Linked DNA regions of Homo sapiens: regions 1 and 2 are each linked to region 3. Evidence: chromatin contacts called from ENCODE Hi-C or POLR2A ChIA-PET data. All regions are on one chromosome and are shown on one strand. The core of a region is the stretch at or near the end of the contact, and the rest is flanking DNA. Distances in the headings are between cores, read along the strand shown.

Region 1 (4,032 bases), core at 12-2,511, 330 kb before region 3:
TGCTCCCCAGGCGCTCCACCCTCCAGGAGCCTCCACATGCTCATCCATCCAGAAGCTCCCGGAACCCCATCCTTCTGAGTGTTCACGGAGGCCTCATTACGAAGGCATGATTGATTCAATCATTGGCCGCTGATGATCTGCTTAACCTTCAGCCCCTCTCCCCTACCTGGAGGTTGCGGGGTGGTGCTGAACCTTGTGATTCTACCTGGTCTTCCCTGGGAACCATCCTGAAGCTGCCAGCTGGTCTGTCAATCATGAGCATCCAAAAAGACATCACTTTGGAGATTCCAAGGATTTTAGGAGTTGTGTGCCAGGAAATGGAGATGAAAACCAAGTGTATATTTCACAACATGACAGTCAGTCTCTTTCAACCCCAGTCTTACTTCCTGCCGTGCTGCCGGCCTCAGCCCCCCGCGCCCCAGGGCCTTTGAACACATTGCCGGTTGCCTGCAGCGATCGCCTCTGCCTGCTGGGTTTGAGCCTGGTTTACTCCCCTCATCCTTCTGCGCTCAGCCCGAAGGTGTCCCCCCGAGGCAGCCCTCCTGACCTGGTCCTACGAACCGCAGGTTCTGTCCTGCCACTGGTCCCCTTTGTCACACCTGTCACTTCCTGTGTTTCACGTTTACTGATGTGGTCTTGCACTTGTGCAGTCCCATGAGGGCAAGGACTGTGTCTGGCTTTGTCCTCCACGGGACCCCAGCGCCAAGTCCACAGGGAGCACCCAATGCTGAATGAATGAATGAGTGACCGGCAAGGGAGGTTTATTTTGTCATGTTGGGGGTCAAAGGTTGCTGGGCGGACCACATGGGTGAGGTTGGGTGGGGAGGGAAGCAGAGATGACCCCTTGGAAGAAGGGGTAGGAGGCGGGGAGGTGGGTGTGGGGTGCTGTATAAGGATGGCAAGTGCTTCCAGGGGTGACAAGCCAACCTAGAGCACCAGGCAGCAGAAAAAGGCTGACACCCTCACGCCCCACTTCCACTTAGGGAGAGGCCAGGCCTCCGGGAAAGCCAGCTCCCCGTTGCTAGGAGAGCCCCAAGGGAAGCTTCATCAGCTGCTGAGTTGGTCACAGTGGAAACCCATGTGGTGGGTGGGAGGGGTTTGAGGCACAGGGGTTTGGGTGGTGGCTTCAGGATGGAGACTTGTGTCCAGATCATGAGGGGTGGCCCCAGGGATGACCACCTCCAAACAGGAAGCAGACAAAGGCACAGATGGCAGAAGCGGAGGCAGAGAATGGGCTGCAGGGGCTTCCCCAGAGGGAGAGCCGAGCAAGGGGACAGGCTGGAAACACTCAGCCTCCATGGCCTGAAGCACAGACAGCTGGTCTCACACGCAGGCCGGGCAGCCACACCACCTAGAACAAGGGGCATGTCCGCAGGGCAGGCCTCAGGACGCCCCGGGCTGGCCCTGCCATCAGCCTAGAAAGACGGCCCAGGCTTTCCCGGTAGGGAGCACGTCCAGCCAGGTCCTGGGCAGGAGCTGAGACTCCCTGGCTGGCCTGAGAGGGGATGATCGAGTGCAGGCCCAGCCCGGGACTTCCCCACTCCTCCCCGCCACCCAGCGGAACCAGCTGGGCGTGAGAAAAGAAGAGAAGTGAATCAAGAGCCCAGAGCATGAGGCTGGACCAGCCCTTACACCACATGCAAAAATCAACTCAACTTGCATCAAAGACCTAAACTCAAGAGCTAAAACCACAAAACTCTTAGAAGAAAACACAGGGGAAAAGCTTCCTGACGTTGCATTTGGCAATGATTTCTTGGATATGGCGCCAAAAGCACAGGCAACAGAAGAACAAATAGATAAAGTGGAACGTCATAGAAGTTTAAAATATTTGCATATCAGCCTGGGTGCGGTGACTCACGCCTGTAACTCCGGCACTTTGGGAGGCCGAGACGGGTGGATTACTTGAGGTCAGGAGTTCGAGACCAACTTAGTCAACACAGTGAAACCCCGTCTCTACTAAAAATACAAAAATTAGCTGGGTGTGGTGGCGGGTGCCTGTAATCCCAACTACTCAGGAGGCTGAGGCAGGAAAATCGCTGGAACCAGGGAGGCGGAGGTTGCAGTGAGCCAAGATCATGCCACTGCACTCCAGCCTGGGCAACAGAGTCAGACTCCATCTCAAAAAAAAAAAAAAAAATTGCATATCAAAGGGCACTAACAACGTGGGGAGAAGGCAATCCATGGAATGGCAGCAAATCATAGGTCAGATATGGGATTAGTATCTGGATATTAATCTACAGATCTCCTAACACTCAGCAACAACAATCATCCAAATCAAACACAGGTAAAGGACTTGGACAGACATTTCTGCAAGAATATGTGCAAATGAGCAATAAACACGAAAAGATGCTCAACATCACTAACCACTGGGGAATTGCAAATCAAAACCACAAGGAGAGACCCCTCACAACCATGAGCTCTGGGCAGGTAGGAAGACGCCTGGTGGGGAGTTGCCGGCTCCATGCTGTCCCCAGAATTCCTGCAGGGGCTAAGCCCGACCCCGACACCTCACCAGGAGCACAGAAACGAGTGGAAAAGGCCAAAGGCCACCCCAAAGGGCCAGAGGGGTCCAGCAAGGAGTCTGGGACATGGAACCATGCTGTGCATCCAGACACACGGGGACAACAGGGGGATGAAAGGTGGCCCCTAAAATTTACATCCACCCCAGAGCCTATGAACATGGCCTATTTGGAAAAAGGGTCTTTGCAGACGTTATGAAGTTAAGGATCTTGAGATGGGACCATTTTGGGTTACCCAGTGGGCCCTAAATCCGAGAAAGACTGTCCGTATGAGAGACAGACAGGGGGAGATTTAGGGCACAGAAGGAGGCCCCGTGACAACGGAGGCAGAGGTCGAGTGGTGTGGCCACGAGCCAAGGAACGCCAAGGGTTTCGGGAGCCGCCAGAAGCTGCCAGAGGCGAGAAGCAGGCTCCCCCTCGGAGCCTCCGGAAAGAACCAGGCCTGCTGATGCCGTGATTTCGGACTTCTGGCCTCCAGAACGGCGAGAGAAGAAATGTCTGGTGTTTTGAGCCACCCAGTTTGTGGCACTTGGTGATGGCAGCCCCAGGAAACCACTACAGGGACCAGAGTTCCCACGGGGCTGGGCAGGAAGCGGGTGCAGAGCGCGTCAGGCCAGGCCTCTCACCTCGGAGATGGAAAAGCAGAGCTGGAGAGGTTGAGACCGGACAGGCACCGAGCGTCCAGGGGTAAGAACTCCCAGGGGATGGCAGAGGCCATCGGGGACAGCACAGCGAGGGACAGGAGGGAGGGGTGAGGGCTGAGGCACCGCCCTCCAGGAGGCCTCGGTTCCCCGCCCACTGATGACCCAGGAACCCCGTAAGAGGAGCTGGGCTTTACCCTGTGCCGTACTGCATCAGATGGACCCTGGTGGGGACAGACGTCCAGCGACAGCGTGGCCAAGCCCCCTCCAGGACCCCGGGCCTGCATTCATGACCATGCACAGACGGCCACTTCCCCTGCCTGCAGCCCTCCCTCGTGGCCTGTTCCTAGCCTCCCAGCCCAACAGAGCTCCCCAGTGGAAAGTTCCCTTCTTGGAGACTCTCTCCCTGCTGAAATACAAGCTCTTGGAACAAGATAAAACTGCTTAATTTGTAAAAGCCACAAAGCCGTTCCAGAACAAAAAAAAAGCTCCGACCCTTGGCTGGAAGGAGTGGCCTTCCATGCCTCAGCGGCCAGTCACCACTCCATGACTCATGCCGGCCCTGCTGACAAACCCTCCAGCACCTTCCCAGGGGAAGGCCACAGCCCCCAGGGAGGGCGGGAGAGTACCCAGGCCCCCGTTCACAAACCAGACCGGAGCCAGACACTGCCGAGGGAGGGACAAGAGGGCAGGTCTTGGGGCTCCTAAGCCTTCCCTGGGGCTGGCAGACCACCGTGGACTCACCAGGGTAGGACCACCCCCTCCCACAAACCCTTCCTGGGCAGCTGTAGGGCAGCCTGAGCTGGACACGCCTCACACGCCAGCCCAGTGGGGCATGAGGCACCCACAGCCACGTCTGGAAGTCAGCGGGC
Region 2 (4,116 bases), core at 887-3,386, 290 kb after region 3:
CTAAGCCCCAGTGAACCTCCTGGGAGGAGAGCTAGCCCTGGCCAGCTGTCTCCAAAGTGACTGGATGCTACAGAAGAACTGGGACTGTCTTCTGCACACTCGTGCCTCCTGGAGTTGTCAGAACACTGAGCAGTCTCCTAGTTCTGCGTCCGTCTAGCCATGGGGTCTGCCATGAAAGCCTGTGGATCTGCTATTGGGTTGGTATTTTAAACTTTCACTTGGGTGAAACTTGTTCATCATTTTAAATAAAGCAACATGATTTGGAGTTGTGTTTTTGGCATTGTTTTGTCCTTATTTTCTTTCTTACTCATTTGAAAGTCAACAATGTACTTTGTCAGCAGAACAGGACTTTAAAAAAATGTATTTACACTTTAAAACAATGGGATGGAGCACAAAATTAAGGCCCTGGGCCAGGAGCATTGATGCACACCTGTAATCCCAGCTGCCCAAGAGGCTAAGGCAGGAGGATCACTTGAGCCCAGGATGTCGAGGCTGCAGAAAGCTATGATCATGCCTGTGAATAGCCACTGCACTCCAGCCTGGGCAACATAGTGAGACCCTGTCTCTTTAAAAAAAAAAAAAGAAAGAAAGACCCTGTCTCTTTAAAAAAAAAAAAAAAAAATTGGCTGGGCGCGGAGGCTCACGCCTGTAATCCCAACACTTTGGGAGGCTGAGGCAGGCAGATTGCCTGAGGTCAGGAGTTCAAGACCAGTCTGGCCAACACGGTGAAACCCTGTCTACTAAAAACAGAAAAAAATTAGCCGGGCATGGTGGTGGGCGCCTGTAATCCCAGCTACTCAGGAGGCTGAGGTGGGAGTTTCGCTTGAACCCGGGAGGTGGAGGTTGCAGTGAGCCGCGATTGCGCCACTGCACTCCAGCCTGGGCAACAGAATAAGACTCCATCTCAAAAGAAAAAAAATAGGCCCATACACTGGCTGAAACTTCCACAGTGGTTAAAAGCTAGTCGCCCGTAGATAAAGCCTATTTCACATTTTATAGTTTATAGGCTCTTTTCATCAACCACCACTAAAAGGAAGTGCATGGCCCGCTTAATATCGTGCAGTGCAGCAGAATTCAGCTCTCCCTGTTGCTGAGGGGTCTCGTTTGTGTATCTTCATTTAAAAAGAAGCACTCCATCTAATATCTGGTTTATATCACAGATCAGCTCAGGCACTGTAATATTCCCAAAAAAGTATTAAAGGCATCCTCAGCAAAAACTGGAACCGTGTTTTTTTTAACATTAGGCCTTATGTTTGGCGTGATACCTGACATGCCCGTCCTGTGTTTATTTAAAATAACTAAAGAGTGGGTGGGGAGTGGTAGGAAAGTATGTTTTTGGTTACAACGTGTTTATCTCAAAATCCACTGTTCAGCAACAGAGGCCTGGGAGGATCTGGAGAAACAAAAACAATAGCCTTCATTTCCTTCATTGTACCCTCCCACCCTGCATGCATTCTGGAATTGTGCAAAGAAGAAAGTCTGGTAAGAGGAATAGCGTTGACCAAGGACCTGCAGCTGAATTTCAGGTCTAGGGGCGGGGGAGCCATGTTACTGTTAACAGGGAGGCCTGTGTTGAAGGCTGCTGGCCTCAGCTCCGAAGGGAGCATTCACTGGCCGGGATCTGGAGATGTCCTCTGTGAAAGTGCATTAAGGCAACCCTGAGGATTAAAAGCAACTCCTGACATGCCTATAAAAACGGCAGTGGCTGAACGTAATCCGGCATTATGATTGCTTTACAAGCCAATCCAGGCTGCCGTTTCCATGAAGCTTCCCGGGTTTGCTTGTCTCTCTGCATTCCCACATTTCCAAAATGCTCTAAGACGAACCGCCGTACTAAGGCCAAAGATGACAACCTAAGGGCACCTCATACAGTATTTCAAATTGAACCTGAGCTAAATTGTGCCCCAAAGCGTCAAGGCTGCCCAGGCCGGGCAGGGGTTGGCCCTCCTGTGCCTCCCAGGTGGTCAGGGCTCTGCCCCCTCAACACCCCCGCCCGCAGCCTGTGCGTCACCCTCCCGGGGCCGGAGGGGGCGGGGGCGGGGCGCGGCGATGGGGGCTCCGCCCCGAGGCGGGGCGCGGCGACCGGGCGCGGCGACGGGGCGCGGCGGGCTCCCTCGGGGTCCCAGCTGGCCCGCACTCGGCGGCCGCGGCGCGATGGAGGCGCCGGCCGAGCTACTGGCCGCGCTGCCTGCGCTGGCCACCGCGCTGGCCCTTCTGCTCGCCTGGCTACTGGTGCGGCGTGGGGCGGCCGCGAGCCCGGAGCCTGCCCGCGCGCCCCCGGAACCCGCGCCCCCGGCCGAGGCCACCGGGGCCCCGGCGCCGTCCCGCCCCTGCGCCCCCGAGCCGGCGGCCTCGCCCGCGGGGCCGGAGGAGCCTGGAGAGCCCGCGGGGCTGGGGGAGCTCGGGGAGCCTGCGGGACCGGGGGAGCCCGAAGGGCCAGGGGATCCCGCGGCGGCGCCAGCGGAGGCGGAGGAGCAGGCGGTGGAGGCGAGGCAGGTACGCACCGGGGCCCTCGCGGCCCCCTCCCCACCCCCGGGGCTCCGGCTGCCGCTGCCGTTCCCCGCCGAGCCAGGGAGCGGGGCCGCGGCCTCCAGCCCAGGCTGCCCCCAGGAAGCGCAGAACCCGCGGCCCGCAGGAAATGCAGGTCCCGCCATGCTAAGCCGCAGCCCCGCAAACTCGCCGCCCTCCCCCAGAAAGTGTGGCGAGGGGCGAGCCCGAAGGAGTTTGTTTGGAGGTGTTTTGCTCTCCCCTCCCCTCGGCCTCTCCCAGCCCAGGGCGTGCTCCGCAGCTGCTGGCTCCCAGGCCTCGGGACCAGGGCTTGGAATTTTGCTCCTCACCCACTTCTGACCCCTCCCGCCCACCGGTTCCCAAATCCACGTGCCTGTGGCTTATTTCCAGGCCTGCCATGAGAGTTATCTTGATGTTTAAAAAGTAGGACTTTCGGGGGGCGAGGGAGGAAAGCTGGCTTTTCTTTTTCAGCCAATTTGAAGTCCAGATTTCAGAGTCAGTGCTGTGGCGTTTTGTGAAGCCCGTGGGCTGGGACTGAAAGAAAAGGCACCCGATCCCAGCAGTCCTTTTTATTGTCGTTTTCAAGCTACACATCTAACACCCTCCTACCCCCACTCCCCCGGGTTGTAGGTAAGCTGGGCCTGGATGGAGTGAAGATGCAGGATAAAGCCCTCCTGGAGCACCAGTGAGCACCCCAAAGCGGCCCTCCCTGCCTCTGCCCCAGGCCTCCCGCCATGCTGTCCATCAGCTCGGCCTTGGCCACCTTGTCCTGCCTGTGGATATCTGAGAGGAGTCGGATTTCCCTCATCCACTCATCCCAGCCCCTACACTGTGTGCCCATGTTCCCTGGAGTTCACCACGCTTGGCCGGTCCAGGCCACCGCCAGGGTCTCCGAGTCGGATTGTAATCCCTTGTTCTTACCCCTGAGCTCCTTTTCTTGGAAGGGAGGAGAGCCGGGATGCGCATTGTCAGCGTGCCTGCGTGTCTGCGTGCCCACTCTGTCCTGTGCTGGACACAATGGTTTACCCTGGAGAGAAGCCCTTCGGGGGAGGAGGAGGCAGCCAGGCTGTGCTCAGAGGCATTTCTCTTTGCTGAGTAAGTGCGCCAGACCCCCTCTGAGCAGGCGCTTTGCTTGACAAGTGGGTGACTAATTGTGTCATTAGAGAGGATTCTAACCAGCCACATTTAATGGGGTGGAGCAGGGGCAGGCCCTGCCGTTCTTGCTTGGGGTGGGCTTCCAGACCTCACGCGGTGATGGTGGAGGGGGCGCGGTTTGGACATGTGCTGATCTGTTGTGTTTGCTCCCATATTTGGGATTCCTGCCTCCATCGAGGTCTCGCGGGAGCAGGAGAGGCCTTTAGACAGTTCTGGAGCCGTCATGCACACTCAGTCAGTCCTGGCCTTACAGGGCTGGCCCTTTATCACCCACACCAGGCTCTGGACTGAAGTGCAAAATGTCCTTTAGCGGCGCCCTGTCTTAGCTCAATCCTGTGGGGCACAGCGCTTAAAGAACTTTCTACAAGGCTTTCGGCTCTCAGCACATGGTACCTACAGGAATAGGTTCAGTGGTGTTTAAATAGGGCCACTCGCATAATTTGCCACTGTCTG
Region 3 (3,895 bases), core at 301-2,800:
TTACCGCAAAAGGTTACAAATTAATGGCCTGGCGCAATAGCTCACACCTGTAATCCCAGCACTTTGGGAGGCTGAGGCAGCCGGATCACAAGGTCAGGAGTTCAAGACCAGTCTGGCCAACATGGTGAAACCCCACCTCTCCTAAAAATACAAAAATTAGCCAGGCACGGTGGCGCACGCCTATAATCCCAGCTATTGAGGAGGCTGAGGCAGGAGAATTGCTTGAACCCAGGAGGTGGAGGTTGCAATGAGCCGAGATCAAACTACTGCACTCCAGCCCAGGTGATAGAGCAAGACTCTGTCTCAGAATATATAAATAAATAAATAAATAAATAAATAAGTTACAAATTAGGACCAGCCATGGGACAAGATGCACAGGCCAAAGTCTGATGGGATCTAAACGCGGAGCCTCTGGCCATCTTCTCCCCAGGGAACCCTGGGCGGTCTTCCCACCTCCTGGCCCTAATGCCTGACAACATTCAAGAGTGCTTCCTGCCAGGGAAGCTCACCTGAGGCTTTGGGGTCCAGAGCTTTTCCTGGGGCTCCATCACACGCTAACCATGTGACTCACCTATCCTCTTCAGTCCCTCTGGAGGTCGGCACTGATACGGGATGTCCTGAGGCCCCCATCATAAACCGCATTGCTGGACCCTCCAGGGGCCAAAGCCCTTGGGCAACAAAGACACTCCTGTCAGGAGGGACATGGTGTGGCCTAGAGATCACCCTCCTCCGCGGTAACCAGGTCAGAGGCCAGGCATTCTTTGGGTCAGTTACCTCTCCTGCACGCAGTGTCTAGCTCCTAGGGCTGTGAGGGTTCTGCGAGCTAATCCCTCAAAGTGTTTGTTGCAGTGAATGCTTGATACATGTGAGTTGCCATCATATCACAGCACTGTATTTAGAAAGGGCACTGTCTCAGGCTGTTAGAGCAGGGCTGAGTTTTGGCTGGAGAGATGATGCTATAGATACCAGGGACCCTGCCCTGTCAGGTGCAGGATTTACAGCAGGATGAAGGAGAACCGCCCCGGTCTCTTGAGCCCCCTCACCCTCTCCCAGAACCCTAGAAGGGAGAGTTTCCAAGAGCACAGCGTTCCCAGCCAGTGGACCCTCAGAAAATAGAAGTTGACCGAGAGTCTAAGATGGGCTTGAGCAAGGCAGTTTATCAGGGCTTTCAGCTGGAGCAGCAAGGGGGACAGTACAGGAAGAGACCTGCAGCTGGCTCCCCAAAGCTGGTCGGACTGTTGATTTATTTTCCTTCCGGCCTCCTCCAGATGACATCATTGCATGTTTAGGGTGGTCTGTCCATCATGACTGCACAGTCTCTGTCACGCTTCTTCACGCGACGCATGTCTCATTAGCATCTCAACTTTCCATCCGGGGTATGATGTTTACCATTAAAATGAAGCAAAGGTACAGTTAGGGCGGGCTAGGACCTTGCTGGGGATGTGCATTTGGGGATTGTGGAGAGTCCCTACTGTTAACAGCCACGACATTTGTGGTTTAAGCACTCTGTGTGTTTTAGATTTACTTGGCCTATTTTTGTGAAAGGAAGCGTTTGTGGTTACAGGGCTGCATGGCTGAGTATGGCTGCAGTCAGCATGGTGTGTAAGGAAAACAGGGACCCTTCCCCCGTCCCTGTTCTGCTTTCCCCAGCTGTCTCAAAAAGGGCACTTACAGCGGGGCGCCAAGCGAGGGGAACAGGCAGCTAAGGCTGAAGACCCAAACTCCCGACGGCTCACAAGCAGGGGTTTTGTTTGTTTGTTTGTTTGTTTTGAGACCGAGTTTTGCTCTTGTCGCCCAGGCTGGAGTGCAGTGGAATGATCTCGGCTCACTGCAACCTCCGCCTCCTGGGTTCGAGCGATTCTCCTGCCTCAGCCTCCCGAGTAGCTGGGGTTACAGGCACCTGCCACCACGCCTGGCTAATTTTGTATTTTTTAGTAGAGACGGGGTTTCACCATGTTGGCCAGGTGGGTCTTGAACCCCTGACCTCAAGTGATCTGCCCACCTTAGCCTCCCAAAGTGCCAGGATTACAGGCGTGAGCACAGGCAAGGGTTTTTAAAGGCAGGGATGCATTTCAGGAAAGCGAGGGGTGCATTGCAGGTAAAGTTGTAAACCCATACATGGAGGCTGTACCTCAGTGTGGCCATGGGCATGATTCTCCAGGCCTCTCAGGATGAAATTCTGAACAAAGAACGGCAGTCAGAGTGCCGCCCTCGGTTCCCCACATCTGAGGTCTATAGGATAGAGGCTGGCAGTGGGGGTTTCTGAAAAACAACTCGAGAACATATGTGAAGATGTTATCTTTAGTTTCTGTAGGAACCAAAACACCTTGTTCCTCTGGCTTGCTTGGGAGGCTCCTGTTGCTCTCATCTTGTTTGTTGCTATCTTCCTGCTTATCCGGCTGCTCATTTATTCTCCAAGGCTAGCTAGTGCCTGGAATTTCTCCTGAAGGAACTCAAGACTTTTCCTTTATTTCCATGCTGTGGTTGGGGGGTGGGTGCGGGCAGGCCCCTAGGCGGGTCCCCGCTCTGTCTCTGCATCAGGAGAACTCATGGGACCCCCTGCAGAGAGCCTTGAAATGTGTCTCCTGCAGCAGAGAAATGCAAAGCATGGACACCTGGCCCAGCCTGGAAATGCGTGAGTGAGGGGGCCAGGGGTCTGCCTCCCCCAGAAACATCTCCATGGTGAGGAAATGGCTGTGGCCATTCGGGTGGTGGAGCGGGAGCCCTACAGGCCCAGGTTTGTGTGTCAGGGCAAGGAGATGGGAGTGTTCCTTGCAGACCAGAGAGAGAATCACAAGGGGCTACCCAAGGACCCTACCAGTGGGGCCGTCTGGAAGGGGATGGGGCAGTGCCCAGAAGGATGCTCGGGGGGGCTTCTGCTGGACGTCACATGGGACTACTCAGGATTTGAGGAGCATCCCCCAGGGTCACAGGGACCCAGAGCCCAGCAGGGAACCTTCCAGGAGCCCTTGGAAGCCAAGAGGGGAAGCTGTCCAGGCGAGTGAGGACCACCCTAGCAGGTTCCCACCTCCTTCCCCCCAACCCCCTCTCTCTGCCAGGGCTGGGGCAGATCATCCGCCCCATCCCCTTCCCATTGCAGCCTCTGGACTGGAGCAGGCTGAGCTGGGGAAGGGAGAAGATTCAACCCCTAGTTCCCTTGAGAGATATGATTAAATATCATGGGCTTGTAGGGGTGGAAAACTCATTTGTTCCTACAATACTCATAAGTTCTCAGCTGGAACAGCCTCCTGGAACAAAAAGACAGATTAACAAGAGAAAGGCAGACGTGCATCAGCATGCATGCTGCCTTTTTCTTTTCTTTCTTTCTTTCTTTTTCTTTCTTTTTTTTTTTTTTTTGATATGGAGTCTCGCTCTGTTGCCCAGGCTGGAGTGCAGTGGCAGGATCTCAGCTCACTGCAACCTCTGCCTCCCAGGTTCAAGCAATTCTCCTACCTCAGCCTCCTGAGTAGCTGGGATTACAGGCGTGCGCCACCACACCCAGCTAATTTTTGTATTTTTAGTAGGGACGGGGTTTTGCCATGTTGGCCAGGCTGGTCTCGAACTCCTGACCTCAAGTGATCCGCCCACCTCGGCCTCCCAAAGTGCTGGGATTAGGCCCAGCCAGCATACACGTTGCCTATGTGCACAGGAAGCACCCAGGGAATGCCTGGTTCTCAAAGAGATGGCTTTGAATCCCAGATCATGTTGCATCTTCCACAGAGAACAGTACATCTTTGGAGAAGTCACAAGACAAAGGGAAAGGACTTTGGGTGCAGCCCCCTGGAGAGGCACAGAGCTGGCGGGTGCAGGCTGGCTGGGGAAACCTGTTCTTGTGGATGCCTCTGGAGCTGGCCTCAGGCCCACAAGGGTGCAAAGGTGTCTTCAGTGGCTCAGC

What was found. Hi-C counts contacts between places; a loop is a spot of excess contacts on that map. ChIA-PET counts read pairs that join two places held with the same protein, here RNA polymerase II (POLR2A). Pooled maps may share reads with other maps.
Region 1: a loop to region 3 is called in a pooled map, with 4 times the contacts of the local background. The contact joins two enhancer-like sites. A Hi-C loop is called at or near these places in 2 of 50 pooled maps. POLR2A ChIA-PET finds 5 or more read pairs at or near these places in 2 of 52 experiments (GM12878 and HEK293T).
Region 2: a loop to region 3 is called in a pooled map, with 3 times the contacts of the local background. The contact joins the promoter of MXRA7 here to the enhancer-like site in region 3. A Hi-C loop is called at or near these places in 1 of 168 maps with a recorded cell type or tissue (naive thymus-derived CD4-positive, alpha-beta T cell) and 8 of 50 pooled maps. POLR2A ChIA-PET finds 5 or more read pairs at or near these places in 7 of 52 experiments (CD4-positive, alpha-beta T cell, Caco-2, H1 and 4 more).

The regions. Positions count from the first base shown.
Region 1 is chr17:77,322,925-77,326,956 of GRCh38, reverse strand. All of the region lies in intron 2 of SEPTIN9 (septin 9), which reads right to left. Among named protein-coding and RNA genes, the nearest start is that of SEPTIN9-DT, 43 kb to the right of the region's middle. RefSeq lists enhancers at 114-1,032, 1,224-1,533, 1,644-1,913 and a silencer at 3,200-3,373. Within about 2 kb of position 1,261, at least 34 of the 41 ENCODE cell types and tissues checked have a DNase peak (open chromatin) inside an H3K27ac peak, as active enhancers do; they include GM12878, where a contact is called at or near this core.
Region 2 is chr17:76,708,985-76,713,100 of GRCh38, reverse strand. It overlaps MXRA7 (matrix remodeling associated 7), which reads left to right and starts at 2,136. Exons shown (of 4, transcript NM_198530.4): 1 at 2,136-2,496. The coding sequence starts at 2,155. It also overlaps a transcript of JMJD6 not described here. RefSeq lists a silencer at 1,905-2,114.
Region 3 is chr17:76,995,851-76,999,745 of GRCh38, reverse strand. No RefSeq gene overlaps it. Among named protein-coding and RNA genes, the nearest start is that of SNHG20, 91 kb to the left of the region's middle. RefSeq lists enhancers at 1,260-1,339, 1,295-1,835. Within about 2 kb of position 1,550, at least 5 of the 41 ENCODE cell types and tissues checked have a DNase peak (open chromatin) inside an H3K27ac peak, as active enhancers do; they include CD4-positive, alpha-beta T cell and GM12878, where a contact is called at or near this core.